Linked DNA regions of Mus musculus: all the other regions are linked to region 3. Evidence: chromatin loops called from intact Hi-C (ENCODE). Cell type or tissue: heart. All regions are shown on one strand. Each heading gives the region's core, and the rest is flanking DNA. Links, peaks and the distances in the headings are about the cores only. Region 1 holds the start of Pitpnb (phosphatidylinositol transfer protein, beta). Region 2 holds the start of Pxmp2 (peroxisomal membrane protein 2). Region 3 holds the start of Fbrsl1 (fibrosin-like 1).

Evidence for each region. Hi-C counts contacts between places; a loop is a spot of excess contacts. Peaks named below come from ENCODE experiments on the same cell type or tissue, not always from the same donor. Only the 100,000 strongest peaks of a DNase experiment are listed, where the experiment ranks them.
Region 1: it touches region 3 in a loop (7-fold over the local background); 1 of 42 quality-filtered maps calls a loop at or near these places.
Region 2: it touches region 3 in a loop (3-fold over the local background); 1 of 42 quality-filtered maps calls a loop at or near these places.

What each region holds. Positions count from the first base shown.
Region 1 is chr5:111,326,084-111,336,110 of GRCm38, reverse strand. It overlaps Pitpnb (phosphatidylinositol transfer protein, beta), which reads right to left and starts at 5,414. Exons shown (of 12, transcript NM_019640.5): 1 at 5,278-5,414; 2 at 586-616. The coding sequence starts at 5,297. In heart, for the core only: a CTCF peak has its summit at 5,524; a DNase peak (open chromatin) is centred at 5,460; H3K4me3 peaks cover 2,328 bases; H3K27ac peaks cover 1,705 bases.
Region 2 is chr5:110,280,960-110,290,986 of GRCm38, reverse strand. It overlaps Pxmp2 (peroxisomal membrane protein 2), which reads left to right and starts at 4,819. Exons shown (of 5, transcript NM_008993.2): 1 at 4,819-5,103; 2 at 7,234-7,341; 3 at 9,628-9,790. The coding sequence starts at 4,982. It overlaps Pole (polymerase (DNA directed), epsilon), which reads right to left and starts at 4,668. Exons shown (of 49, transcript NM_011132.2): 1 at 4,538-4,668; 2 at 1,613-1,754; 3 at 1,125-1,205; 4 at 717-761; 5 at 490-582; 6 at 1-28. The coding sequence starts at 4,599. In heart, for the core only: a CTCF peak has its summit at 6,249; a DNase peak (open chromatin) is centred at 4,666; H3K4me3 peaks cover 2,826 bases; H3K27ac peaks cover 1,257 bases.
Region 3 is chr5:110,446,353-110,456,212 of GRCm38, reverse strand. It overlaps Fbrsl1 (fibrosin-like 1), which reads left to right and starts at 7,710. Exons shown (of 19, transcript NM_001142642.1): 1 at 7,710-8,333. The coding sequence starts at 8,046. In heart, for the core only: no CTCF peak of the experiment used is centred there; DNase peaks (open chromatin) are centred at 6,712, 7,562 and 8,292; H3K4me3 peaks cover 3,138 bases; H3K27ac peaks cover 1,848 bases; H3K27me3 peaks cover 253 bases.

The DNA.
Region 1 (10,027 bases), core at 2,685-7,684, 880 kb before region 3:
AGCACAAATGGGTGCACTGGGCATGTTTAACGATGTTTAACCTGTTAAAGTGAAACAGGTCTTCAGGGCGGTGAAGCTGGCCGGCAGAGTTACCACCAGAAAAGCTCAAGGCTTAATTCACACTGCACAGGTGGGGTGAGCTATGCTAACAAAATAACAAGTTCCATGGAAAGACAAATGTCCATCAGTCAAGGAGATCAGCTCTTCTCTCAGCATGGAGCCCTCTCACCTACTAACTACTTACATTGAGGCTGGAATCTCATTTTCATGGGACAATGTTGAAAGAATTTCTACACTTGTTAAACTATTTTCTACAGACCCTTCCAAATGAGACAATATAGCAGAAATTTGTTTGTAATAATCTGTCACACATAATTCATTTTGTCACATATAAGCTGGAATAAAAAAGAAAATGAAGGCTGCAGCTCTTTGGTAGACTGTTCGCCTAATGTTTTTGAGGCCCTCGGTCCAGACCCCAGGACTGCACCAAAAGACAAGACCAAAGCAGACACACATTACAAAACCCCATAGATTAACATATCAGTAAATCACACCAACAGAATTGGAAGAAGCAAAAATACTTACCTCTTGAACAGAACACGGCAAAACCACACGGCTGAAAGAGAACAAATATATATATGTATATACATTACATATAATTGATGTAGGCTTTAAAACAAGATCTCTAGATTCAATGTTACTTTAACTCTAGTGACACAGTGGACAAGAAAAGCCATTCATGGGAGGGGTGTTTATGAGTCTAGGACCTTCAGGTTCTCAACTGTAAGACTAAGACTGCCATTGTTGAACTTGGAAGGCTACCGGCTTCACTCTCACAGGACCCAGGATTCAGGAGCTTGGTTCTTGTGCAGGGACTTCCTTTGGTGATGTGCAAGCATGAACAAGTTCATCATTTGCAGACTCTCTGGTCAGAACACACCCATGAGGTCTTTAGTACAGTTTCATTTGCCATGTGTGCTGTGCATTTTAAAGATTTATTTTTATGTGTGTGAGCATGGGGTCTCTGGCCAGTAGGGCAGGAGGTCGGAAGCACCCAACATGGGTCTTCTAAGCGAGCAGTCAGGAGTATTCTTAGCCACTGAACTCTCTAACCCTGTGCATATTTTATTTTTGATACTTGTACTGGCTGGTTTTGTGTGTCACTTTGACACAGCTGGAGTTATCACAGAGCAAGGAGCCTCCCTTAAGGAAATGCCTCCATGAGATAGAGCTGTAAGGCATTTTCTCAATTAGTGATCAATCGGGGAGGGCCCAGCCCATTAACAGTGGTGCCATCCCTGGGCTGGTGGTCCTGGGTTCTAAGAAAGCAGGCTGAGCAAGCCAGGGGAAGCAAGCTGGTAAGCAGCACAACTCTGCTGAATCGGCTCCTGCCTCCAAGTTCCTGCCCTATGAGAGTTCCAGTCCTGACTTCCTTTGGTGATGAACAGCAATGTGGAAATGTAAGCTGAATTAACCCTTTCCTCCCCAACCTGCTTCTTGGTCATGATGTTTTGCGCAGGAATACAAACCCTAAGACAATACTTCTCTCAGAATACAAACATGCTTTGAAGTTCATGAACGAATCTTTCCAAAAGTCCCTCCACAACCTTATTATTCAAGTTTTGTGAGACGAAAGTAAAGGTGTCTTTGGAATAAGCAGTGACTTCTGTTCAGGGATAGCTCTGCACATTATAAATAACATACTCTTTCCCAAGGTAGGGCCAGCTTAAGGAGAGCTGAGCTTGATCTGTCCAAGTATGTGCTACTGAACATAGATAGCAAAGGTAATCTTTGGAGATCCACTTTACAACAACATAGCACAAGATGAGGACTCGGAGTCTACAGCTGGACTGTTTCCAGCAGAGCATCATTTTTCACAAGGAAATCCCTGATTTCTATAAAACAGGTTTCCTGCTACTCCCTCCCCACTATAGGTCACAATCACCCTGTGTAACAGTGATCTAAAGACCAGGACCACTCAGGTCAGAAAAGTTCCAAACTTCTATTTCTTGTGGAGCACAAACTTGCCTCCCATAAACAAACATCCCACCTCTCACCGCTGCCCCTACAGTGCACACTAACGTTGTCTCACTACACAGGGTGTAAACTGGAGAACTGCAGTGAGAGGGAGCTAGGGTGGATCCCACTTTTCAGAGCCTCTAATACTAGGTTCAGCTAGAAGATGGTGGCCCACACCTTTAATCCTAGCGCTCAGGAGGCAGAAGCTGACTCTCTTCTGAATTTGAGGCTAGCCTGGTCTACAGAGTAAATCCCAGAACAGCCAGAGAAACCCTGTCATGAAAAAGGGAAAGAATAAAGTTCATTAATGAAGCAACAGAAACGCCAGAGGATCTCCCCAAGAGTGACACAGCTGTGGCTGACCCCAGCCACAGATCATCTGTAGATAGCTGGGAAAGAGGTCTTCTAGGGAGCACTTCTAGGGAGCACTCCAAGAGTTACCAAAGGACTGAACCAAGATGCAGGACTGTAGAGGAAGGGATGGAGGAAAGGGGATTGTCACAAAGTTTCACAACAACCAAACAACCAGAGATGGGTAATTTTAACACTTGGTAACAGAAGCCTATTTTTGTTTGACAACACTTTCAGAACACTCTTTCATAAACAAAGTGGCTACGGCATTTAAAAGGACAAATCAAATCCACAAACTACTCTGAAAATCCTCAGTGTTTTTTTTTTCCAAATAGAACCACCAACAAATGCTTTAAAACCAGGCCTCTTACACTAACGAAGTCGTCCGTGGCTCTGTAACAGAAGGGATGAGCCCACCCTCAGAGCCATTTCCTCTTCTATTTTGTTTGAGACAGGGTCTTATTAGGTAGCCCTGGCCACCCTGGAACTCACAAAAGCCCTGCCTCTCTCAGGGCTGGTATTAAAGGCATGTGTCACCACACTTGGCCCTGAAAGCTATTTAAAAAAAAAAAAAAAAAAAGCCCAGCAGTGGTGGCGCACGCCTGTAATCCCAGCACTTGGGAGGCAGAGGCAGGCGGATTTCTGAGTTTGAGGCCAGCCTGGTCTACAGTGAGTTCTAGGACAGCCAGGACTGCACAGAGAAACCCTGTCTCGAAAAAAAAAAAAGAGGAAAAAAAAGTTCTAAGACATCCAACATGTGCCAAGGTATTTTACTTCCCCACACAGGAACCATCTAGTCACTGGATGGAGCTGACAGCAGGGGTCACTTCATTTACAGCACTGAGTACTCACACCGTGTTTGACATAGACAGTAAACTGTCTTTATCTTAAATCTAGGAGGAGGAAAAAAAACAGCTAAGAGAGACTCTGATGAAAACAATTAAATGATAGATACACATTAGCCTTTGCTACCTTCCTTCATAAAGTAAAGGTATGCAAAACACAGGACTGGAGAGATGGCTAAGAGGTACTGCTCTCTCAGAGAGGGCCTCGGCTCATTTTCTAGCACCAGCTCCAACTGGATCCTCTGGCCTCTAGGGACATCTGTACTGAGGTACAAACACACACTGTCAGAGAGGGTTAACTCAAGAGTTAACTCACATTCTGAAGACAGGAAGTAACTAATAAATTAAAAGCCACTAGATGCCTCATGTGCAGTCAGTCTAGCATCTCTCTTCCTAGGTAGCTTGGCACAAGTCAGTTCCTGTCTATCGCATATTCTCCTGTTTTAATATCTGCCACTAGAGTAATGTTAGGTGATGTTTACAAGATACATTGTTAAAATTACTTGGAAGAAAGTTTTCATAAACTCAAAGTTCAGTAGTATGATTATGTTTTAAGTGTAAATCTTTGCTGTGTGCAGAATGCGAAAGTAAGCCTTTTTTCAGACTCCCTGTCACTAAAAAAAAAAAAAAAGTAGTACTTCTTCAGGCCAGAGATGGCCCAGCAGGCAAAGGCATGACTGGAGTTTCAGGTGCAGGACCCTAATAGGAGTAGAGAACTGACTCGAAAGCTGTCCCCTGACCTCCAAAAGCACTCGGTGTACTACCCTGTACACCCCTCTCCATACAAATGTAATTAAAAGTGTTCTCCTAAAAGTGAAAAAGAATCGTCACCAATTCATTTAACAAGAGTTTGCTGAAGGGCTGGAGAAATGGCTCTGCGGCTAAGAGGACTTGCTGCTCTGAGTAACTGGGTTCAGTTTCCAGCCCATGGACGGTGGCTCACTTCTTGCTCTAGTTCCAGGGGATCCAATGCCTAATGCCCTCTTACTACTACCTCCAAGAGCACTGTATGAACGCAGCACATATGCACACACGCAGGCAAACACTTAAATACACATATAAACAGGCAAATCTTTAAAAACACCAAATGCTGGCTGAAGATGTGCTATGTACTAAAGACTGATCCAAAAAAAATGGAGGTATCAGAGTGAGTATCCTGCACAATGTAGGGCGAACAGTCAGAAAGACAAACAATACACACTTCCCAAGACCTTTAAGGTGAGCTACTGATTTGAGGAAAAAGCATTCGAGTCAGCAGAAAGAGAAGGAAAGCCAACATACAGAGCGACAGAGGAACAAGGGGTCTTGTAATGCTGGAATGGGCAAGGAAAAAAAATTACATATGAGCAGAAAATAGAATCTGGGCAGTGTTAAGTAGAGAAACCTTGTTAGTGATTTTTACAAGGTTGACGTTAATACAGGCAAGGAATCTAGACAGCTAACTTAACGTCTTTTTTTTTTTTTGCTTCTTTTAAGAATCTGAAATTAAACCAGGGCCGAGGAAGAACAGCAACAACAAAATGGGTCACACTTGAAATTGCACAAGGGACACCGGCTCAGGTATGACAGCTGAACATTCCCCGCCACCACGGTTTCCTGTGATGTCCGTGGCTCTAAGCAGAGGGGGAAGCCACAACTTCCCAACAGAATGACGGGACCAGTCCGACGAACTTGGGAAAAGTCTTTATTTGCCGTGTTAAGCACCATGTGTTTAACCCCGCACCGAACCCAGTGAAGCAGGTGGGGCCGGTGTCTCCCCATCTTAGAGATGAGGGGTCTGAGAGCGACCGCAGGGGCATGATCTAGAGTGGGCTTCACTGAGCCTGAGGTGGGTCGGGCTCGAACTTGCGGGCGACCCTTCGCCCGGCATTCCCGGCTCCCCCGAGAGCCCCGGCCGCACCGCCGACCCTGGCGCTGACTGCGGAGGGCGGCGGCGCCGCACAGGGCCTTGGGGGCTCCAGGAAGGAGCCAACTGCGACCCGGGAGCGCCCTCCTCGCGGAGCCCACCGATCCTCCCCAGCCCGCATTCCGGAACCTCGTTCGAGCCCAACGACCCACTCACAATTCCTTAATCAGCACCATCTTCCGGGAACCCCTCACAGCCGCCGCCGCCAGCCGCCACCGCCGGGCCTCGCAACACGCAAGCGTAGCCCCGCCTCCCAATCGTCCGAGCCCCGGGAGCGCCTGCGCGTCCGCGCCCTTCCGCCGCCGGCCATTGCGTCAGCGCGCCTGGGGGAGCTGACTCCGCCCAGTCCACGCCCCGCTCACGGAGCACGAGGCCTCCACTGCGGCTGCGTGGCCCCTTGGCGCGCTGGTGAGCCTTGGAGCGCGCCTGCGTACTCTCGGCGAGCAGTGGGGCAGCAAGCGCGGCGTCCTCCTGCCAGCGTTAGTCTCTCACGGCGCTGTGCAGCCTATGGTTTCCAGTGAGTTCTCCAGTCGGGACCCTAAACGACGTTGAGTTCGCACAGGTGTGGGAGCCGAGGACGACCTCAGGTTTAGCAGGAGCGTGTTCTAGAAACCCAGACAGACCGGTGTTAAAATCCTGATGTGTTCGCCCCTTGTCCTAACTAACCTTTTTAAGGGTACATCTATCTGGTTTGCCTGTATTGTGTCTGCTCCCTGTGTGTCTCATGCATACTGAGGTTCACGTGTAACTGGAGATGCAGACAGTTGTGAAATGCCATGTGAGTGCTGGGAACCAAACCTGGGTCCTCTGCAAGAACCCCCAGTGTTCTTAACAACTGAGCCCCTGTCCAAACATTGAATCCTCAACAAAAGCAATTTTGCATGAGACAGACCCAGACCCAGTTGGGTAGACTAATTCTAGACGAATTCTACGTGTCTAAGGCATTGGTTTTTCATTATGTGCTTTCGGGGCAAAGAACTCACTACAGGAAGAATGAAAGTTAAATTTTACTAAGACCAATCAGAAGCCCGTCCCAACACGGGCTTTAAGCACTAGTTGACCTAACAACTTTGATAAAACAATTTTGAAACAGTGACTAAGTACTGCTCTTGGACTGCCCTCTGCTTCCTCACTCACTGAACTTAGTAACTTGGGATTCAAGGACCTTTTAGTGGGATTCCTAGGGAGCTGGATAGCTGCAGGAATAATCTTCTTTGTGTCAACGGGCATTTTAGGTAAATTTGATTTCTCTATACTTTGTGTCAAACCATATTTTTTCCCTCATCGAATGATCTTGAAAATATTTTCATAAAAACTAGAAATAGTCTCAAGAATATTCTTCCCCTCTCTAGTGATTGATTTATTTATATTTTATGTACATTGGTGTTTTACCTGCATGTATACCTGGATGAGGTCAGATCCCCTGGAACTGGAGTTTCAAACAGTTGTGAGCTGCCACGTCGTGGGTGCTGGGAATTGAACCCAGATACTCTAGAAGAACCACCAGTGCTCTTAACTGCTGAGCCATCTCTCCAACCCCAGTCCCAAGTGTTCCTTAATTTTGTTAGATATCAGAGCATAGGTCAGTTGTCCCGATTTGGGAAACTGGGTTGGACTTTGAAGATGAAGCCCTGGACCTGAATCCTGGCTGGTTGACTTCAAGAAATCTGGAATAAAGAATCTTGTAGAGACTTAATTTATACAACCAAAGATAGGTGACTGTTTAGAGAATAAAAAGTAGGAAGGGACTGAAAATGTAGCTCAGTTTATAGAGTACTTGCCTAATGTCCTAGCAGTGAGTTCAGTCCTTTTGATTTTTTTGAGGCAGGGTTTCTCTGTATAGCTCTGGCTGTCCTGGAACTCACTCTGTAGACAGAGCTGGCCTCGAACTCAAAAATCCGCCTGCCTCTGCCTCTGCCTCTGCCTCTGCCTCCCAAGTGCTAGGATTAAAGGCGTGTGCCACCCCGCCCAGCTTGAGTTCAGTCTTAAACACCACAAAAAAGCCAAAATTACATGAAGCACCTATACATATCACATGGTAATAGAAGGTTTTTGAATGAAAACCATATAAAAACTATCAGGGATCAGCAACAGTAAATTAAAAAGGAAAGCCAAAGAGAGGTTGAAGAGATGACTACTCTTGCAGAAGACTAGGAAGCCACCTGTAACTCCACTTCCAGGAAATAATACACATAACTTTTTTAATTTCATATAGTTCTTAAAATTGATATATAATAATAACTTCATTTCTCCCCTCCCTCTCCTACACTCCCATGTCTGACCACATTCTTCTCTCCCAAACTCAAGGTCTTTTATCACTATTATTACATATAAATGAATGAGCATATAAACACAAAGCATTTTTTTTGGCCGGGCGTGGTGGTGCACACCTTTAATCCCAGCACTTGGGAGGTAGAGGCAAACTGATCTCTGAGTTCAAGGCCAGCCTGGTCTACACAGAAACCCTGTCTAGAAAAACCAAACACATACCTATACATCATAATACATATGTACATACATGCAACCTGTGAGTCAATTCAGTGTTGCCTGCATGTATAAGTTTTTAGGGCTAACCACTCAGTATTAGATAACCAGTCAGAGGTCTCTTCCTAGGGAAGACTAATTCTCTGTTTGCTTCTGTCTGGAGTGCAGTTGTTAATTGCCCATAGATCTTCATCTAGGGGTGTGGGTAAGATTTTTTTCCATCTACCTTGGGATGTCAAGTGTCATTGGAATTGTTCCAGCATTGTTAAGGCAGCCAGGTTGAAATTTAGGAGAAGGCACGATCTCAAGCCAACTTTCTGACTTCAGCAATCTTCCCACCACCCCCTTCTATCATGTTCCCTCGGTATTAAAGGAATTGAAAACCTGGGCCTGAATCCTGGCTCATTGACTTCAAGATACCTGCAGTAAAGAATCTTGCAAGAATTGTGTTGTCGCCAGGGACAGCGGTGGAGTACGCCTTTAATCCTGGCACTTGGGAGGCAGAGGAAGGCAGATTTCTGAGTTCAAGGCCAGCCTGGTCTACAGAGTGAGTTCCAGGACAGCCAGGGATACACAGAGAAACCCTGTCTTGAAAAAACAACAACAAAAGAATTGTGTTGTGGGTGTATCAGCATGTCAGTGCCCTGTGCATATTGACCACTTGTGACTTTCTGTAATGGTCTCCTGCTGCTGTAAAAAAAAGGATCTTCTTTGAATAGGGGTGAGATATGTACTCTTATCTGCTGGTATAAGGATAAGGACTTAGAACGCAGTTAGGGATTCTGCAGGTAAATATAGAGTGGCAGTTGTAGTCTCCTCCAAGATCCATTGCTCCCCTAGCCACGTGGAGTTGGCTCTGTTTCCAGTACCAGCGTCATTTCCTTCCTGTTAATCGGGCCTTTGTCCAATTAGACTGTTGCTGGTTACTGTATTCGTAAGGAACAGAACTGATAGAATAAATATATATGAATAGTTGTTCAGACCGCGAGGCTGGATGTCTCAGCTGGTCTTCAGAATCTGTCCTAATCCTGAGGTATGGCTCCAATGCTAGTGAATGAGAGCCAGGGCAAGCAGGCCAAGAGGAAAGCTGCTTTTCTCCTTGTCCTTTATGTGGGGTCACCAGGAAGTGTGGCCCAGGTTTAAGGTAGGTCTTCTGACCACAAGTGATCCACTTAACTAAAATCCCTCACAGGTGTGCACGGTGTGCAGGTTTCAAAACCTACTGTAATAAGGCTTCTCAAAGACGTCACCCCCCCTTCTAGCTCACTGTCGAAAAGTAAGGGAGGGAAGATGGTAACTAGGACCAGGGCATGTGCACCTGTTTAGAAGTAGGTCTTTGGGGGTGATCCCCATCTCCATTCGTCAGGATACCAAACACAGTCAGCAGCGGTGGCACAGTCCAGCAGAAACAGCCAGGCCTCTGCTGAATTGGCACAAGTTGGAGGACACCACTAAATCCAGCAGGGGCACCAGAAGTTCTCTACAGCACCTCTCCCAATGAAGTGAAGATCAGCAAAGGCAAAGACCAAAGAAGCGTTGTAAGGCTGTCTATGCAAGTGTGCAATAGCTGTCCGTCGGGTCCTATTTATACTCCCTCCAGACATCACATGTCCTCCCGTGGATCTTGCCTTAGCAAAACACCATATGAGTCTGTATCACATGACACTACCAGAAATGTCCATGTCAACAGTGACTGGGCTCTTAGTTAATTCCAAATGTAGTAAGGTTGACATCCAAGAATATCCGTTGAAAGTCCACCTCTTGTCCACTTGACACACAATCATGTCTCCTTACACCATGCTTAATTTCCAAATGAAAGCAACCAAGCCACAATTATGCCTAACACAATATAACTGCAAACAACCACAAATGCATTATATATTTTAGAATAGGTGGCAGTGTCTTTTGAGGGACTTTTTTTAGTATCTCAAATCTTATGAGTATGATAGCAGAACAGAAAGAAAGAAGAGAGAGAGAGAGAAAGAAGGACATGACTGCCCCTTTGTATGGTGGTGGAGGAGGTTTATTATAGATTAAGGAGGAACATAGTCAGAGGCAGGGATGTCTGGGAGATTCCAGAATGAACATAACCCTGAGCTGGTTCATGTGAGGAGAGCAGGAGGGGAGAGCCAGACCAAAAGCTGGGGGAAAGGGCAGCCCAGCCCCTGGGCTGGAGAAGTTTAAGGAATGGGGTATGCCAGCCATGTCCTGTAACAGGTAGGAACTGGGGATGTTAGGGGAACCTGGTAGCCAGGTCTGCTTTGATATGTCACATAGGTACCTCAACCATTTGTCCAGGGTATGAGACCTAATGATAACTACTGATAATTATCTCAATTAATGTTGCATTATATGATAAGGAAATTAAGGAAAAAGAACACACAGATCTGCACAAACACAGTTAACAAGATAGAAACACTCA
Region 2 (10,027 bases), core at 3,414-8,413, 160 kb after region 3:
TCCGCTTCAAGCCCACCAAGTGATTTGGCTGTAAAGTAAAAGGACAAGCTGAAGGGTTAATGTGGAACAGGAGGGTAAAGACGGATAAGTAGGGGCTGGAGAGATGGCTCAGAGGTTAAGAGCACTGACTGCTCTTCCAGAGGTCCTGAGTTCAATTCCCAGCAATCACATGGTGGTTCACAACCATCTGTAATGAGATCTGATGCCCTCTTCTGGTGTGTCTAAAGTCAGTGATTGTGTACTCAAATAAATAAAATAAATAAATTAAAAAAAGAAAAAAGACTGCTAAGTAAACACGTACAAGTCAAAGCACCTAGCTTACTTTTGCATGTGGTACCTGTAATACTACCAAAGTTCCTTAGATAGCTTTGGGAGCAACTACCACCCCTCATCCTCCAGGCTGCCCCACAACCCAGTAAATGACCTGACCTTCTACCTCATCCAATACTGTCTGTCTCATCTGCTTCTGGAAGGCCTGGGGATACTTACCAAGTCCAGATCTTCTTTGGGCACATTCTCTAACTTTGCAATTTTTCCCTGAAACTTCTTGGATAGAAAAGATGAAACTTCTCGATCACAACCCTAAATTAGGATCAGAATTAATGTATTTTCCATTAGTAAGATCCATCTCCTAATTTACCCATATCAGTTCTGAAACCCACCCAGGAGAGCAAGGAACAGATCATTTGACCAGTTTCTACCCAGGACAGACTGACCTTTCTCGCTGCAATGTAGAAATACGGCATATAGGGCAAGGCCACCTATAAAAACCATCAAAAGGGTGTGAGAAAAAAGAAAAAAAGGAGAGAAAGGGAAAAAAGATTTCAGAGTGGCAAGTGATGAGCAACCTGGACACAAGGCGCCTTGGACCTTGATAGCTTTTTTCTTTTAAGATCTATTTACTTATTTTTTATTTCATGTGTATGGGTGTTTTGCTTACATGTATATCTATATACCAAGTACATGCCTGATAACCACAGACAACGGAAGAGGGCATTGCGTTTCTTGGAACTGGAGTTACAGACAGCCTTTCAAGTGTTGGGAATTGAACAAATACCCTCTTAGTTTAAACAACTTACTTGTCACAGATAGGTTTTAGTTTTAGATAGGAGTCAAGGGCTTACCTTAAATCTGCTTCCATCATCTTGAATGAAGTAGTAATCCACCGCGCTGACTAAGCGTTTGTCTTCATCTAAGATCTCAGTCTGTAAGAGAACCATTGAACAGGAACATGTTAACCTCTACAAAGCCTAGGAGCTCTTTCCAGGCTACCCTGTGAGAAGCTAGTACTCTGTAGACGGAATCCTCACACCTCTCCCTTTACTTGTTCCCTTACATAGACACCACCTTTGTAAGAACTGCAGTATAACGGTTCCTCGGTGGGCATTCTTCTGAATTTTCTTTAATAATTCTTGAAAGCTTTCTGCTGAGAGCTAACAGCACTTTGTGGCCTCCATGTTAAACAGGAAAGGAAAAGCATCCTAATAACCAGGTCTCTCGGACGTGCCTTCCTCTGCTCTATCACTCATCCACTAGATAAGGTGATGTTTACAGGAAGAGGTCCAGCCATGCCCTAGAAGCAAAGGATGAGCAAGCAGTGTCAGGTACATACAGGGTGCATGTTGATCAGCCAGCCAGTCCTTTCTCCAGGCTCTTTCAGCCTTTCGAAACCAAACCGTAAGTCCATCTTGTCTGTCCACTGGCTCCGTTCCAGACGCTTGAGTGCTGAGACTGAGGAAGAGGGACCATCATCCCTGAGTAAAAGAAGAGAACCAGGTTTCACCATTTAGACCCCTAACTTTCATCTATGTTTTATTGTTGTTTTGCTTGCTTATTTATTTATGTTTGTTTGTTTATTTATTTTTGCTACAGCGTCTCACTGTAGACCAGGCTGGCCTCCAACTCACAGTAATCAACATGCCTGTTTCTCAAGGGATTAAAAGTGTGTACCACCACGTTTGATGTTTATGTATTTCTGATATGGTATGGCATATACATTCCTGAAAAAACATCAAGGCTGGTAGAAGGCTCAATGAAAACAACAACAACAAAAAACAGCATTTCTAGGAAAAATACAACAAAAGCAACTCCCACCTCAAAACTCCCTGGCCTTTAAATACCATTCCAATGAGTAAGTTGGTAAAATAGACTAGAAAACTGTTTACCCAGATGCTACCTCCTCTTAATACGGGTTCCTCTAAGCTGTCTACCTTACTTTTTATTCAGCCATAGTACAAAAATCTAAAAGATGAAAGTACCAAAGAAGACTGCTTACAGATTACCTCAGACAGTGTGAAAGCGCTCTGAGCATACATTCTCAGTTCATTTTCATGATAGCACCTATGAAGAGGGCCATCTAGTTCCTCATTCAATGAATACGGAGGCAGTTACATATAAAGCCCAATCTTTACCACTACCTACAGCTTCAAGGAAACATGCTCACCTCACAGGACTGATTTAACGATTTCACGAGCCAATCCACATAAAGCACATGGGGCATAAAGCATAAGCATAAGCTAAAAGCTATTGCTAAGAGTACACAGGTGGACAAATTGGGTTATTTAAATATATATATGTGTGTGTGTGCATGTGTATACATACATACATACATACATACATATATGGTCTCTAAGTTGGAAAAGGTTATATATGGGAAGAATTGAGAGGAGTAGGGTATGTGTGTGAATATAACCAAATTCTTAAAAACAAAAGGTTTCTAAAAGGTTTTATTTATTTATGCAGCAACAACTTTCCATCTGCTCAAGTACATGGCAAAGTTGAATGACTAAGGGCACGTCCTTAGTTGATGATATGTCCTAGTGGTAGAGTATGTGAGGTTCTGTATTGCACTTCTAGCTACATATACACATGTAATATATAAAGTATATATTATATATACAACATACAATGCCACATGTAATAACATAATTATATAATGCATAAAATCTAATATATGTAAAATATATATTTATATATGCACATCAAATAGTTGTAAATGTAGATAAAGTACTTCACATCTCTCATCTCTAAACTGAAGTCTAGCATGAACATAACAGTATGAGTACTGCCCACCTCACGTGTCTTTCCATGGCATCATGGACATGAAGAAGTCAACACAGTAACTATTGTTACTGTTAGACTGAGGCTTGGATGTATGAAAAAGAACATAGCTCCTTTTTCTAAATCAGGAATGAGCTTGGTAGAGCAAGTAATAGCCTGAGAACCAGGGCCTTGAGGGCGCTGTGGATCCGGATCCTAAGAAATCATCTCTTCTCATCCTTAAGGGGCTATGGTTTTCTGTCCCAAGGCTGCTACCTGCTCTATGACACTGTCCCACCCACCTTTCCATAGAGGTACAAAACCTCTATGTAAGACACTGTACTTGGGGGCTTGAAGAAATGGCTTGGGGCTGGAGAGATGGCTTAGTGGTTAAGAGCACTGACTGCTCTTCCAAAGGTCCTGAGTTCAATTCCCAGCAACCACATGGTGGTTCACAACCATTTACAATGTGATCTGACTGGTGTGTCTTAAGACAGGACAACTACAGAGTACTCACATACATAAAATAAGTAAATACATCAAAAAAAAAAAAAGATGCTGTACTTCCTAATAAACTTGCTTGCATGAGCCATCACTCTGTGTGACACCTCCTGATCCTGAATGCTCTTATCTTCTCCATCTCCTCCTCATCCCCCTGGCCATCACTCTCTCAGGAACCTGTCACTGAAGAACCGCTTACTGGTCCAGGTCAATTACCCTGGCTGCTATGCAGGTGTTGTACAGCAAACCCAGAGCTTCACATATAATAGGAAAACACTATCACTATTCAGCTCTAACCGGGCTTCCACTCAATGAGTGCTCACATTCTGATACACAGTCTTTTTTTTTTTTTTAAGATTTATTTATTATTATATGTAAATACACTGTAGCTGTCTTCAGACACTCCAGAAGAGGGAGTCAGATCTTGTTACGGATGGTTGTGAGCCACCATGTGGTTGCTGGGATTTGAACTCTGGACCTTCAGAAGAACACTCGGGTGCTCTTACCCACTGAGCCATCTCACCAGCCCCTGATACAGAGTCTTATTCTGCCACAGTGTCACCAATCTCTATATACGATATCCACATCAGTTTCCTTTGTCACCATACTCTAGAATCTCTTGCTGATGTGATGCGTAAGGGTTTCGGCTTTTGGTTTAATAAATTGGTTTACTTCGCCGAGCTGGTCTAGACAGAATCTTCCTTTACTTTCCCCGTTCCCTTCTTGTCTGATGAGAATAGATGTTCACCCCTAGTCAAGTCACAGGGCAGGCACAGATATTTCTAGAGAAGCAGCCTGGGCCACGGAGTTGAGTTTAGCATCTCAATAAAAACTACGGAAACCACACAGGGCGAAGACGGGAGCCCGCCCTGTCCTCCGCGCCGCGCGCCGGGCCCGCTGTTTTCCCCACCCCTGAACCCCCGGACACCGCGCCCGCCCAAGCTTGCTCCGGCCGCGGCTACCGCCAGCGCCTTGGCAGCAGGACACCGGCTCTCACCGGCTGCCTTCGCCATCCGCGCCCGGCTCGGGGTGCCTCCGTCCACTGTTCCTCAGGACCATTGCGACGCTCCAAAGCTCCCTCAGGCTCCGGGGAGAATTTGGCGCGCTCTCCACGTGCTCTCGCGAGGCTACGGCTTCGGCCAATGAGAAGGCGCGGCCTCAGATGGACCTAGCCGGGGCCCGCCCCCATCGCCCCGCCCCGCCCCGCCCCGCCCCTCGGCTCTCCAATCCTCCGGCGAGCGCAGAGGGTGGGTCGCAGGGACCGGGGGAAAAGAGTGCACTAGCTGGCCGCGCGCGTGGCGGGACGGCCGGGCTCGCTGAGGGCGGAGGAAGGGCAGAAAATGTCAGGCCGTCCCCGCCCTGTGCCCTGTGTCCCGGGCCGGGTGCCCGACTGCCTAGCTGTTGGGTGGGCGCCCGGGGCGACTTAGACATCCGGACCGCGATGGCACCTGCGGCGTCCAGGCTGCGGGTGGAATCCGAGCTCGGGTCGCTTCCCAAGCGAGCGCTCGCCCAATACTTGCTGCTCCTAAAGCTCTACCCGGTGCTCACCAAAGCAGTCAGCAGGTGGGCGCCTACTGGGAAGTGGGGTGAAAAGGAGGGGTGCCGACAGGGGAGACTCTCCTGCAGGGGAGGTTAAGAGAGGGGGCGTCTGCAGACCAAGCAGCTCAGATATTGCCCGAGCAGCAGTGGATCTCAGCCTGTACGTCGGGAACCCCTTAAAGGTTGAACGACCTTTGTACAGGGGGTCACGTATCAGATATCCTGTATATCAGATATTTACGTTATGATTCACAACAGTAGCAGCATTACAGTTTAGAAGTAGCAGTGAAAGTAATTTTATGGTTGGGGTGACCACACCATGAGGAGCTAACTGTATTATTAAAGGGTCACAGCGATAAGAAGGTTGAGAACCACTGCTGTGGAGGAAGGCAGAGTTCTTCCTTAAGGTGCGACCCCGTTCTGCTTAGCCAGTAAGTGCTGTTTGTGTGTTGGGTCCCAAGCATTAGTTAGCCTTTGCAGTCTGAGTGTTGTGAAGACCCGCGAGTCAGGGACACATTCTAACCCTGAGCAACCCAGGCACGGTCGCTGGTGAACTCTGCCCTTTGAATTACATCGTTCGGTTTCCTAACGAGATATCCCTGTTTCTGTTCATTTCCATTAGTGCATTTTGTAGGTTCTGTATTAACTTAGCTTTTCCATAAGTGTGTGCAGAGTGCTTCCTGTGCGCGGGCACATAGCTGTGATCAGAACAGGCGCATAGACTTCTCTCGGAGCTAAGAAGAACGAGTCCATCTTCCCACCCCACCCCACCCCACCCCCGCAAAAGGCAGATAAATGTATAACTTAGAGCAGTTAGGGAAATTTCTCCTGGGTTGTTGACGTTGGTCAGAAGCACAGAGAAGAGAAGCGGTTGTTTACAGGGCACAGTAAGTGTAAAAGTTCTGGGGGAAGAATTCAGAGAATGTCGGAGGGGTGAAGAGAAGGACTCTGGTGGAGAAAATGACCAGGGAGAGTAGATAGGAAGAGGTAACCAGGGGTCAAGTCAAGAGGGTCCTTATGATCCATACTAAAAGTTTTGGATTTATAGCTTTTTAGAAGACAGCTGTGGTGGTTAAAGCTAGTTGTCAACTTGATAACATTTAGGAATTAAGCATGCCTGAGGGGCTTATCTTGATTATCTTCTTTGAGCTGGGAAGATCTGCCCACTAGGGGCGCCACCATTCCTAGTTGGTGTCTGACTGGAAGTGGAAAAAGTGAGCTAGCTGAACCGCACGCGTTTTCTCTCTCTTTTCATTGTGGGTGTGCTGTGAGGAGATCCTTCAACCTCCTGTTGCCTTCACTTCTCTGCCTTGATGGACTTGAACCTTTAACTGGGAGCTGAAATAAGCCATTGTTCTCTTAAGTTGCCTTTGTCTCATTTTTTGTTTGGTTTGGTTTTTGTTCATTTTGCAACATAAAAAGAAACTAAGAGCCAGGCGTGGTGGCACAAGCCTTTAATCCCAGCACTCGGGAGGCAGAGGCAGGCAGATTTTTGAGTTCGAGGCTAGCCTGGTCTACAAAGTGAGTTCCAGGACAGCCAGGGGTATACAGAAAAACCCTGTCTCAAAAACAAAACAAAAAAACAAAAAAAACACAAACAAACAAACAAAACAAAACAAAACAAAACTACAACATAGAGTTATTTGCTTAAATACAGCCCACAGACCATGTCCTTGTGAGGATCCCTCCTATTGCCTTTTACATCCATGCCTTCAATGGAGCAGCTGTGGGGATGTTGGAAGGCACACAGCCCCGCAGGTGGATGTCTCACTGTGCTCATCTGTGGTTTTCACTTTAGGTCATAGTGCCTCTATCTTCTGGGGCTTTACCTAACTTAGCAAGTTACTTCAATAGGGACTCATCCCATGATCTACACAGCAAGATCTTTTTTTGTTGTTGGTGGTTGTTTTTTGTTTTTGTTTTTCGAGACAGGGTTTCTCTGTATGGCTCTGGCTGTCTTGGAACTCACTCTGTAGACAAGGCTGGCTTCTAACTCAGAAATCCGCCTGCCTCTGCCTCCTGAGTGCTGGGATTAAAGGTGTGCACCACCACACCCGGCTCTACACAGGAAGATCTTACAGCAGCCGTGCTACTGCCATGCGGGACAGGCTCTTGTGTCTGCTGCTCATTTTCTGATTGTCTCTTCCTCTACAGCGGCATTTTGTCAGCCCTTGGAAACCTTCTGGCCCAGACGATTGAGAAGCGGAAAAAAGACTCTCAAAATCTAGAAGTCAGTGGGCTTCTCAGATATTTAGTTTATGGGTAAGTACCACAGAGATCTGCCTGCCAGCATTAGCCCTTCGGAATATGTTGGTTTAAAAAACCTAATTCTGAGGCTGGAGGATGGCTAAGCTAGCAGTGCTGACTGCTCTTATGGAGGACCCAGGTTTGATTCCCAGCTCCCATGCAGTTCATAACCTTCTGTAACTCCAGTTCCAGGAGGTCTGATGACTTCTGACCTCGTAAGGCCCCAGACACATATATGGTACACAGAGATATACCTGCAAGCAAAATATCCATGTACAAGAAATAGAAAGCAAAAAATTTAATTAAAAAAAAGAAAAAAATAATTGTTTAAGAAGCATCAGAGAAGCTGGGCGTGGTGGTGCACGCCTTTAATCCCAGCACTCAGGAGGCAGAGGCAGGCGGATTTCTGAGTTCGAGGCCAGCCTGGTCTACAGAGTGAGTTCCAGGACAGCCAGGGCTAACACAGATAAACCCTGTCTCCAAAACAAACAAAGACACAAACTTTGTGTGGATGTGTGGCATTAGAATTAAACCCAAGGCTTTGTATAGGTTACCACTGACCTCACGTATCATCATTATTTAGTTGGGTGTGGTAGTGCATGCCTTTAATCTCAGTACTTGGGAAGCCATCCTGGTCTCAGTGGTGAGTTTCAGGTCAACCAGAGCTACACAGTGAGACCCTGTCTTAAGCCAAAATAAATAAGTAAATAAATAAATAACCAGAAAGACTATTCCTGGGTGTGTGTGTGTGTGTGTATGTGTGCGAGCACATGTATGTGCCCACATGCATATGCATGCATGTGTAAATAAAAGAGAGTCCGAACCTCATATATCCTTTGGACTCTGTTGATCCCCTTGCCTCCTGAGTGCTAGGATTATAGATGTGCACCACCATATCTGTATAGCCCTGACTGTCCTGGAACTCACTTTGTAAACTAGGCTGGCCTCAAACTCAGAAATCCGCCTGCCTCCCGAGTGCTGGAATTAAAGGCGTGTACCACCACACCCGGCCTTTTGTGGGTTTTTTGTTTGTTTGTTTTTTGGGTTTTTTTTTTTTCAATGATGGGAATGAAACCCAGGATTGTTTGTTTGTTTTGCCTACTTGCAAAGTACTCTTGCATACTTGGGAAGTACTCTACCAACTGAGATTCACTCCAAACTCCACAAAAGCTTCCAAGAATAATAACTTGGGCCATTTATTAAAATGTTTAAAAAGCCACATCCCCCATACTTTGGCAAGTAAGAAGATCAGCTAAGGTACTTTAACACCTCTCACCTGATCTTGGCCTCCCAAAGACTTCCCTTGTTTGCCTTACTGTGGCCAAAAGAAAGTTCAATTGAAAACCTTGTTTATAGACTTTGGTAGAATTGAAAGACCCGGGTTCCTGCCCTTCCCTATATTACTGTACTTTGTGAAACTCAATCTGCTGGACTTGGCTCATTCCCAGGTGAACCAAGTGTGGACTAGAGATCAGCGCTTTAGGGAAGTCAGAGGTGATAACCAGGTTTTCTCTTGCCAGTTTCCCCTAAAAGCTTGATGAAAGGGCTGGAGAGATGGCTCAGTGGTTAAGAGCATGGACTGCTCTTCCAGAGGTCCTGAGTTCAATTCCCAGCAACCACATAGAGGCTCACAACCACTTATAATGGGATCTGATGCCCTCTTTAGACAGCTACAGTGTACTCATATGAAGAAAATAAATAAATCTTTTTTTTTTTTTTTTAAAGCTTGATAGAAATCTCTGGGAGCTGAGCTATGTTTGTCTGTTTCTCAGAACCTGTTAAATCAGGAGGGCACAGATGAGGACAGATGGCATAAATGCCTGGAACACAGAGGAGGCAGATGAGCATATACCTCAGCCAGGGCCATCATTGTGGCTGTCCCTGCTCACCAAATGGAAGAACTGGCAGAAGTCACTTCAGTCTTTTTGGGCAAAAAGACTTGCTGAAACTGACTGAAAGTTTTTAGCCGGGCATGGTGGCACACGCCTTTAATCCCAGCACTCGGGAAGCAGAGACAGGCAGATTTCTGAGTTTGAGGCCAGCCTGGTCTACAAAGTGAGTTCCAGGGCAGCCAGAGCTATACAGAGATACCCTGTCTCGAAAAACTCAAAAAAAAAAAAAAGTTTTTTCCCTCCCCCTAGAATATCTTTATAAATCTGTGTGGTCAGTAAATACTTTGGGGGAAGAAAAGAGGGCTTAGGGCTTAAGGTGAATCTTGGTGTGAGGACCAGAGATGGAAATGTAGAAAGAACCACAGTGATGCTCAAACCCTTGTGCAGCTCACACGCCTGTGGCGTCCAGGTTGTTTGTCACAGGTCCACTGAGTCACTACCTCTACCTCTTCATGGAATACTCGGTCCCTCCTGAGGTTCCCTGGGCCAGCGTCAAGAGGCTCCTGCTGGATCGCCTGTTCTTTGCCCCAACTTTTCTGCTGCTGTTCTTCTTCGTCATGAACTTGCTGGAGGTGGGTGTTTGTCCTGGCATGTACTGTATCTCCAGTTAAAGGCGGATTGATAGCCTGCTTCCTAGGGTGGCTATCAATAGGGCCCTAGGGTCTGGACTCTCAGCTTTCTCTTTTCTTTTCTTCTCCCCCTCCCCACTCCCTTCCTTCCTCTGTCCCCTTCCTTTTTCCTCTTTTTACAGTTACTTGAGGATCTCGTACGTATATCTAATGTGTCCACCCCATCCTTACTCTTACTTT
Region 3 (9,860 bases), core at 4,861-9,860:
AAGGTAAGCCTTCTACCTTCCCTCCACTCTGTAGTCTAAAAACACACATACACACACACACACAGAGATATTCACACACACAGGCACACAGACACGGACATACACAGACACTTACATAGACATGGATAGATAGATAGATAGATAGATAGATAGATAGATAGATAGATAGATACACACACACACACACAGACACATACAAGCACACAGACACACACAGGCACACACACAGACAAACACACAGGCACACATACAGACATACACAAATATTCTCACACAGACACACACAGGCACACAGACACAGACACACACAGGCACACACAGATATACACAGAGACATACACAGATATATACACAGACAAACACACAGGCACACATACAGACATACACAAATATACTCACACAGACACACACAAGCACACAGACACAGACACACACAGGCACAGACCCACACAGCCACACACACAAACACACAGACATACACAGATATACACACAGACACACACAGGCACACATACAGACATAAACAAATATACTCACACAGACACACACAAGCACACAGACACAGACACACACAGGCACAGACCCACACAGGCACACACACAAACACAGACATACACAGATATACACACAGGCACACATACAGACATACACAAATATACTCACACAGACACATGGTCACATACAGGCAGAGAGACATACACATACAGACACTATTGATTGGCTTTGCACAGAGTCCAGCACAAAAGGGGTGGGGCTCAAAGGCAAACTCCACAGAAGACTGATGAACTCAGCTGATGGATCAGCTGGAGGCAACTAATACCCACACTGCCTCTCAGAGAGCCAGGGGGAGGACACTCTGCTATAGGCAGCAGTGGCCAGGTACAGGCCTGGGCTGCAGCAGTGGCCAGGTGCAGTCCTGCAGTGACAGAGAATAGGTATTGTGAGCTATTGTGGGTGAAGCAAGTAGAAAGACAAGGAGAGGTCTGGGTTATCGGGACTTGGAAAGAAAAACAAGGCCCTTAACTCCAGAGTCTGAAGCCTCTTGGCAGTTGTGAATCAAGAATTCTAGTTCAGCCAGGTGGTGGTGGTGCATGCCTTTAATCCTAGCAGTTGGGAGGGAGAGGCAGGCATATCGCAACGTTTGAGGCCAGCCTGATTTACAGAGCTGGTTCCAGGACAGCTAGTTTCTACAAAGAGAAACTCTGTCTAGAAAAACAAAACCTGCCCAGCAGTGGTGGCGCATGCCTTTAATCCTAGCATTTGGGAGGCAGAAGCAGGCAGATTTCTGAGTTCAAGGACAGCCTGGTCTACAAAGTGAGTTCCAGGACAGCCAGGGCTACACAGAGAAACCCTGTCTCAAAAATAAAAAAATAAAAAAATAAAAAAAAAAAAAGAAGAAGAAGAAGAAAAGAAGAAAAAACCAAAAAGAATTCTAGTACAAAGAAAGAAAGAGAGAGAAAGACATAGGTAGATAGATGAATTTTAACACAATTATGAACTCTGGGAAGGTTGGTGACATAATCAGGTTTAAGGCCTGAGTATACATGACCTTAAAGAGTCATCGTCTTTTTCAGATATTTTATGGGAATCTCACAAACAACACTAAACCATTGTTTACAGTAAAAACATCTGACGTCCTCTGATGCTTCGATGTAGGTTTTTCCTTAGCAGCTGTGATTACCAACTCCTTGACATCAGGAAATGGCCTGTGATCTCATTTAGATCTATGTAGAACAGGCTGGCTTTGAACTTAAAGATCTGCCCTTTATCTCTAGAGTGCTGAGATTCAAGGTGGGCACCACCATATCCAGCCCTTAGGCAATCCTTTGGGAGGTAATTTCAAACACCATTCGAATCTCTCCTTTGAGAAGCCAACATTGGGTATGCCTTAGTCTTTCCGTGAGCAGCAAACTTTCTATTAATTACCATGTTTAAATCTACATAGAACTTGGAGTTGGAGAGATGGCAGTTAAAAGGACTTACTGCTTTTGCAGAGGACCCAAGATCCGTTTCCAGCACCTACAAGGTAACTCAAAACCATCTATCTGTAACTCCAATTCTAGGGGCCCCAACCTCCCCAGGCACCAGGCACAGGTAGGCAAAACTCACATACACACAAATTTTAAAAATTAAAAAAAAAATCAATGTAAATTTTTATCATAAAACGGAGGTGGAAGGTTAATGTAGCCCAAGGTGGCCTCAATAAGCTTGGATTTATAATATTCCTGCCTTCAATTCAATGCTGGGCTTAGAGTTATGTGCTATGAAGCCAGGTTTATGTAGTTGTAGGGATGGAAGCTGTAGCCTGATATAACCTAGCTAAGTAAGCATTCTACCAACTGAGCCACATTCCGACCCCTTAAACTTTCTTTTTTCTTAAAAGAATTATTAAGCCGGACGTGGTGGTGCATGCCTTTAATCCCAGCACTCTGGAAGCAGAGGCAAAGGCAGGCATATTTCTGAGTTTGAGGCCAGCCTGGTCTACAAAGTGAGTTCCAGGACAGCCAGGGCTATACAGAGAAACCCTGTCTTGAAAAACCAAACAACAACAACAAAAAAGTATCTTATTTTATGCCCATGAGTGTTTTGCTTGTATTATGTATGTGCGCCACATGTGTGCATGGTACCCTTGAGGGTCAGAAGGTGCTAGTTCCCATGGAACTGAAGTTACAGACATTTGTCAGCTATTACACTGGTGATAGGAAAAGAACCTGGGTCCTCTGAAAGAACAAGTGCTCTTATAGTTGCTGAGTCATCTCCTTGGCCCTGTCAAACTTACTTTTAATAAACTCCAACTCTGTCTCATATTAGATGGTCTCAAAATTACTTTCTGCAGGAAGGTTAAGAATCTGGCTTTACAGCCGGGTGTGGTGGCGCACGCCTTTAATCCCAGCACTTGGGAGGCAGAGGCAGGCGGATTTCTGAGTTCGAGGCCAGCCTGGTCTAGCTTTACCTTAGTGGAAGTCCCTAATGGGGAAACCCAAGTTGCTGAAGGTAGTGCTATGTCTTTATGGTATTGCTGACAAAGAATGAGTCAGGACTGGAACTGGGAGAGGTGAGGACAAGGGCTTGAGGGGGTGTGGAGTAGCTCCTTAGCTAGGCATCATCTGACTTGGAAGCCCTTTGAAGACGAACCCTTTCTTGCTGGATCAGCTTTGGGCCTCAACGACCATTTCCCTAATAAGTTTGGGGAAAAAAAAATGGAAAATACATACCCTATTTGTCTTTCTGGACCTAGAGTATTAGCCATTGAGTCAATGATAACAAGCTACAGTCCATAGAACCACAGAGGTTAGGCACAGAGTTTGGGACTAGGAGTACATACAGGTCTCCTTAGGAAAGGGAAATAGAACAGGGAGCCATGTATAGATGGGGGCGATGGTGGAATGGGAGAATCAGGTGGGGAAGAAGAAGGGAGAAAGGGGCAAGGGAGGGAATATGGGGAGACACAGCTAAATGTAAGGGTCATTTGGGGGGTAGCATGGAACCTTAATAAAGTAGGGGCTTCCTAAAACATATACAAATATGAAGGAGATCTAAATGAAATCTCCAAATAATGGGAGAGGCAGAATCCCAAATGGCTGTCTCTTGTCACCAAACGAAGCTTTCAGCTGTAGTGAGATTTCTGCAATTTTGATTTCTTAAAAAAAAAAAAAAAAAAGCCCACAGAAATATTACAAGAATATGTTTTCGTTTTAATCCCAGGTGTGGGGATATAAGGCTGCTTTGGAATAACAGCTGACTATGATATGATTTGCCTCTTGCCCTAGCAGAAGCATGGTTTTGCCAGCTGCAGATAATTTCTGTGACAGTGTGACATTTGTAATTCTGGGAACTTTTTGGAGGGTATGTAAATGTTAGAGCCCTGAGAAGCGGGGTTGGTGGTTGTTGGCCATTGAGGGATGTTGAGTGTGGTTTGTTAGGAGAAACAAAAGGTAAGAAATTAGAATTAGGGATTCTCTTCTCTCTCTCTCCTCCCTCTATCCTTCTTTCTCTCCTATCCAGTGATAGGAGGTGAAATGGAGAGGGGGACAAAGGGGAGGAAAAAGAAGACCCCAGAAAGTAGCAAAGACTAGCTACCATCCAGTACCAGGACTTGGTTGTATCTAATAGAGATGCTGGCCAAAGGGGGCTGGGCGGTGGTGGCACACGCCTTTAATCCCAGCACTTGGGAGACAGATTTCTGAGTTCGAGGCCAGCCTGGTCTACAGAGTGAGTTCCAGGACAGCCAGGGCTATACAGAGAAACCCTGTCTGTCTCGAAAAAAACCAAAGTCAAAAGCAAAACAAACAAACAAAATGGGGGTGGGGGGAATTCCCAAACAACCCAGCTCCTTGCCAAGCCAATAGGTTGCTCTCTACAAACTGACAGCAAGGCTTCATTGCTGAAGATAGCAACCACATAACTCCTCTAACCCATGTTCAACGAGACAGTAGTAGAGAGTTAATTCAAATGAACCTGACAAGACCTGAACTGGAGACATCAGTTTATAGACACCAGAAGTCTCTCCCGGGATCCAATTGTTTACAGATCATTGCTGCTAAGCTTGTTCTCTTTTCTGTATTCTTACCTCAAAAAGACTGTTTTCTTTACCCCCCCCCCCCTTCTTTAGTGGGTCAGAATTCTAAGCCTACTTACCCCGACACTCTGTTATTCTGACTCCAACTGAAGTGCAGCTGCTTGTCCACCCCCACTGCTGAGCCTGCCTTCTTACTCAATTGAAAGCTTGACTTTCTTGACTTTCCTCTTACCCAGGTTCCTTCTCCCAGCTGCTGTCGGGATGTCTAGCTAGCCCATCCTTCTCACACTCTAATAAAATGTCCTCAAGCTTTCTCCTGAGCATTTCTTTCTTTCTTTTTTTTTTTTTGGTTTTTTGAAACAGGGTTTCTCTGTGTAGCCCTGGCTGTCCTGGAACTCACTTTGTAGACCAGGCTGGCCTCGAACTCAGAAATCCGCCTGCCTTTGCCTCCCGAGTGCTGGGATTAAAGCCGTGTGCCACCATGCCCGGCTTCTCCCGAGCATTTCTGTACATATCTTTATAAAACTAAGAGCTCACAGAAGTGACCTGTATTCCCTTATAATGGAGGGGAGGGGGGCCCTGATAACCTCAACCAAAGGAGGAACAGGTGAGGATCAGAGCTGCAGGGAACCAGGCAAAGGCCTGGGATGTAGACCAGTGTGTGGGAAGCAGCTGTTTGGTTTTTGTTTTTGTTTTTTGTTTGTTTGTTTTGGAGAGTCCCTATGTTGGTGGGGTTTCCACCTACAGGTAGATAGGATTATCATTTCCACTAAGAAACTAGTATAAATCAGGCAATGGTGGCGCATGCCTTTAATCCCAGCACTTGGGAGGCAGAGGCAGGCAGATTTCTGAGTTCAAGGCCAGCCTGGTCTACGGAGTGTGTTCCAGGACAGCCAGAGCTATACAGAGACACCCTGTCTTGGAAAACCAAAAAAAAAAAAAAAAAAGAAACAAGTATAAATTGCATCAGAAACTTTAGCAAGTCCTTGCCAACCTGAGTGAACACTTGGGTCATCAAAAATGGCCCTCTACATGGAAGCAAATGAGCCCAGTTTACAGCTTAGGCAAATGAAGCGTGTTCCAGCCCCTCTTAGGCCTCCCTCCCTCCCTCCCTGTGTCCTGTGGGAGAGAATCAGTACAGATGTCTTTCCATAGCCTCCTCTAGGGAACAACTGAGCTAGAGTCCCATTCCTCCAGGGAGGCCATGACTAGTCTCTAAGTTGGAAATGAATTAACAGAGTTTTTAATCCCAGGAGAGGTAAGGAAATTGGGAAGAAACCCAGAAAGAAAGGTCCTGGACCTAACCTGGTCTCTGGAGCCCCTGCCTTTCACTGAGGCAATGCATTTGAGAACAAGGGAGAGCTGGTATACTGGCTAGTTTTGTGTCAACTTGACACAGCTGGGGTTATCACAGAGAAAGGAGCTTCAGTTGGGGAAATGCCTCCATGAGATCCAACTGTAAGGCACTTTCTCAATTAGTGATCAAGAGGGAAAGGCCCCTTGTGGGTGGGACCATCCCTGGACTGGTAGTCTTGAGTTCTATAAGAGAGCAGGCTGAGCAAGCCTGAGCAAGCCAGTAAAGAACATCCCTCCATGGCTTCTGCATCAGCTCCTGCTTTCTGACCCGCTTGAGTTCCAGTCCTGACTTCCTTTGGTGATTTAAGTGTAAGCTGAATAAACCCTTTCCTCCCCAACTTGCTTCTTGGTCATGATGTTTGTTCAGGAATAGAAACCCTGACTAAGATAACTGGTAAGCAAGGATACCTTTTATTTCTGTTGAAAACTTCAAAAATCGGGTCTCAGTCGTTGTTCTTGGAGTGGAAAAGGGTTGACCTAGAGTGAAACTCCCCACAAGCTGGGAGTGGGGTGGTCTCAGGAGGAGGTGTCTAAAAGAGAACAGTTAGCAGGAATGAGGAGCTGCCTTGGTTCTGCGTCTTTCCAACAGGGTTCTTTAGCTAGTTAGATGCTAGCTCTGAGTAGTTTTGTAATAAAATCTGGAATGGGAAGAAGAGGGAAGGCTGGCAGGTAGGCTGGCAGGTGTGTTGGTCCCCGTGTTGTTAAGTGAAAGAGCACACTTGTGGATGATAGGCCACGTTCCCAGATGCCCCAAGGGACGTCTTGGCAGAGAGCCTGTGGCCATCTCAGGAGCCAGAAAATGTGCACTTGAGGTCCTGTCCAGGGGCATTCTTCAGTCGTGTCTGCTTCCTTTCAGGGCCTCTGCTGCCCAGATGTAGGCATGGCTCAATGTCACTTTTCACTCAGTGCCCAATGCCCAAGCTGTGACACCTCCCTTCTCTTCATGTCAAATGTTCTCACTGGAGGAATTGCTGAGACTTCGTGCCCAGCTCCAGGGCATCCCAACTGGGGAAGTTGCTGAGGAAACTCACGGTTTTGTCTAGTTTTGTACTTCCTATCGGCGGTCCCCAAGTCCTTGGACTAGTGTAGGCAGGTCTCTAAGGAAAGACTACTTGAGACTGGAGGGTTTGGTTTTCAGGGCGCTACCTAATTTTGCATGGGGACCAGAGTGAAACTGGGCTTGAGGGCTTGCAGGTGGACGATGACGTACGCGCTGCCTCTAGGACTTCAGCACAGTGAGCCCCCAGCACCAACCTACCTACTCTCTCTCACGTGCTTCCACTCAGTTTGCCCCAAGCTACTGTAGGTGCATAGACCCATCACCTCCTACGGGAAGGGCGGAAGGGGAGGCGCTGATCGCCACAAACTCGCTGTAGGTGGCTGGGCAGTACTTGTAGGCGAGCACTAATTGCCTAGTAGGCGTGGTCAACAAGGCGAGGCATGAAGTAGGAGGGATCTGACCATGACTAGGCTCAGCGACCTGCACAGGTGAGCAGGACCGGAAGGCAAGGGCGGGGCTTAAGGAACTGAGAAAGCGTAGACAAGAGAGGTGGAGCCGGGAAGAATGGGGCGTGATCTGACAGGGTCGGGGGGTCGGAATTCTAAAGAGCTGTGCGCAAACGGGTGTGGCCTGTTGCAGGGGCGGAGCAAAGGGAAAGCTTCCCCCCTTTCGGGGGCGGGGCTTAACGTGAAAGGGCGAGGGCCCGCTCAGCGCAGAGCCATTTAGTCCGGAAGGGCGGGGTCAGGGCGGGGCCAGGGTGGGGCGGAGTCGACGGGTCAGCCTCCCCCAGCTGCGCCCGCTTCCTCTGGCACTCCGGCCCGGCGGAAGTGCGTCAGTTGTTATCCGCTCTGGTCGCTGCCACTACTGTGTCTGCCTCACGGTCCCGGTGCTCAGAAGCTCCGCCACCCGCCGCCTTCTGCCGCTGCCCGCCGGTCGCCATGGGCCGTGTCCCTGGGGACCTGGTCTAGGGTCGCCGAGAGACCGCCGCACTCCGATGCGCGGGACCCGGGGTCCTAGCCCGCGCGGCGTCCGGTGCTGAGAGCCCGCGCCCGGCATGCCCGCCCCGGTCCCGAGCCCGCCCCGGCCCCGAGCCCGCGCGGCGCCCTCGCAGCCCGGCGGCACGGCGTAGCAGGCGGTGCGGGGCGCCAAGGTCACCGCCGCGGCGCCGCCATGGAGGCCAAGGTCCGGCCAAGCCGGCGTTCGCGCGCGCAGCGAGATCGCGGCCGGCGTCGGGAAGCCGCCCGGGACGCCCGCGCCCAGAGCCCGTCGTCGGGTGAGGAGCCAGAGCCCAGTCCTGGCAAGGAGAACGCGGGACTCCACGGCGCGCCGCCTCAGCGCCCTACGCCTCTGCGCGCTGCGCGCCCCCCGCGGCGCCGTCGCCGCGAGTCCAGCTCGCAGGAGGAGGAGGTTATTGACGGCTTCGCTATAGCCAGCTTCAGCACCCTGGAGGCCCTGGAGGTAGGTGGGCTGGAAGGCCAGACCCGGGACCAAGGAAACGCATACGTATGCCTCCTGGCCCCGCGCTGCAACCTTGCCAGGAAGAGGACCTGGAGTGAGGGGTGTGTGGGAGGACTTAAACCACGCCACCTAAGCGGGCTTTGCAGCGATCGTTACTTGTTGCCAAGTTATCGCTGCGTCCGGGACCAGCTGGGGATTTGGACATTGTTGGGCCTCGGGGAGGCAGCGACGATAAAATGGACACTTGGGATTCTTCCTGTCCTATGATCTCTTAAGGGTTCTTTGGAGGGAACCGGGAGTCAACTGGCAAACCCTTCTTGGTGATCATTGCATGGGTATAGGTAATAGATTTGCTAAGAATACTACGTGTTTGACTGAGTTGTCGTGCACAGTATTTGCTGAGCAAAGTGTCCTTCCGACCTGAACTCAGGTTAGTAGAAGAGAAGGAAGTGAGAGAAATGGTCAGTGAGTGAGTGAGTAGTCACTGTGTCTCTGGAACTCAAGTGGTTGAAAATGCTGGTCAGGCCTTCAGGGCACTAGCAGAACCTTCAAACCCCTAGCAATGCAGAGATCTCTGTCTGGGTGAAAACTTTGGGGACCACATCTCATCTGCTGGGCTGTGGTCGCAGGGATTACTGCGACCCTATTCACTCTTGCCCTGACTGATACCTGCGATTTCCCAGTTTCAGGCCAAGCTTGAGAAAGGGGAATTGGTCATTGGATATCTAAATGGAGTTTTCCCCAAGTTCATATTCTAACCCTGGGGTCTGCCGGGTCTGTAGAGCTGAGGGTCAGTTGGTGATGGCCACTATGAGTAGCCCTGAGATGGGTTTGTTTGATTCGCATGCAGGGCCGAGTCCCACTTTGTGTTCAGCCCTTGTGTCTTCTGGGGAATATGAGATGAGTTATAGGCCCAAGCCAAAGATCCTAAACTAAGATGATTTTGTGGGGTGTGTTGTATTGTGTCTGGTGCTGATGTGCTAAGAAGACACGAAGGCTTCGGGGTTTCTGCCTTAGTGATGATAATGACACAGCCAGACAGTATGCTAAAGCCCCTACTTTGCAGCCATGGTACCAGAAGTTCCAGATCTGCAATCTCATTTCCTACCTTGCCACACCTGTGTCTGCTAGGCCCAAAAAGAACTCAAAAGAGCCTCCACATCTGTTTAGCCTTCTCCACATTTCTTTTTTTGGCCTCTTTTGGGTCTCAGGCTTTACAGCCTCACCTTAGGTGTTCTGTGTACCTGTGTACTGCTTGGTCCTGTGACACAGTTTTTGGTCTCACCTTCTTCCACACTGTGGAGACTTGACTGGTATTCCTGGGCTTCTGCCCCTCACACTTGTCAATGCGAGGATTGAGCCTGCGGGTTCCCAGTACCCAGAAGGAAACAATCAAGACTCAACATATTAAGGAGTGAATACTTGTGAAGAGAGGAAAGGCCTTTCAGGAAGTCCAGAGCTACTGCCTTAAGGTCACATCACACTGTTGTTAGACCAGCCCATTTGTATCTAAATGGTCAGCTTGTG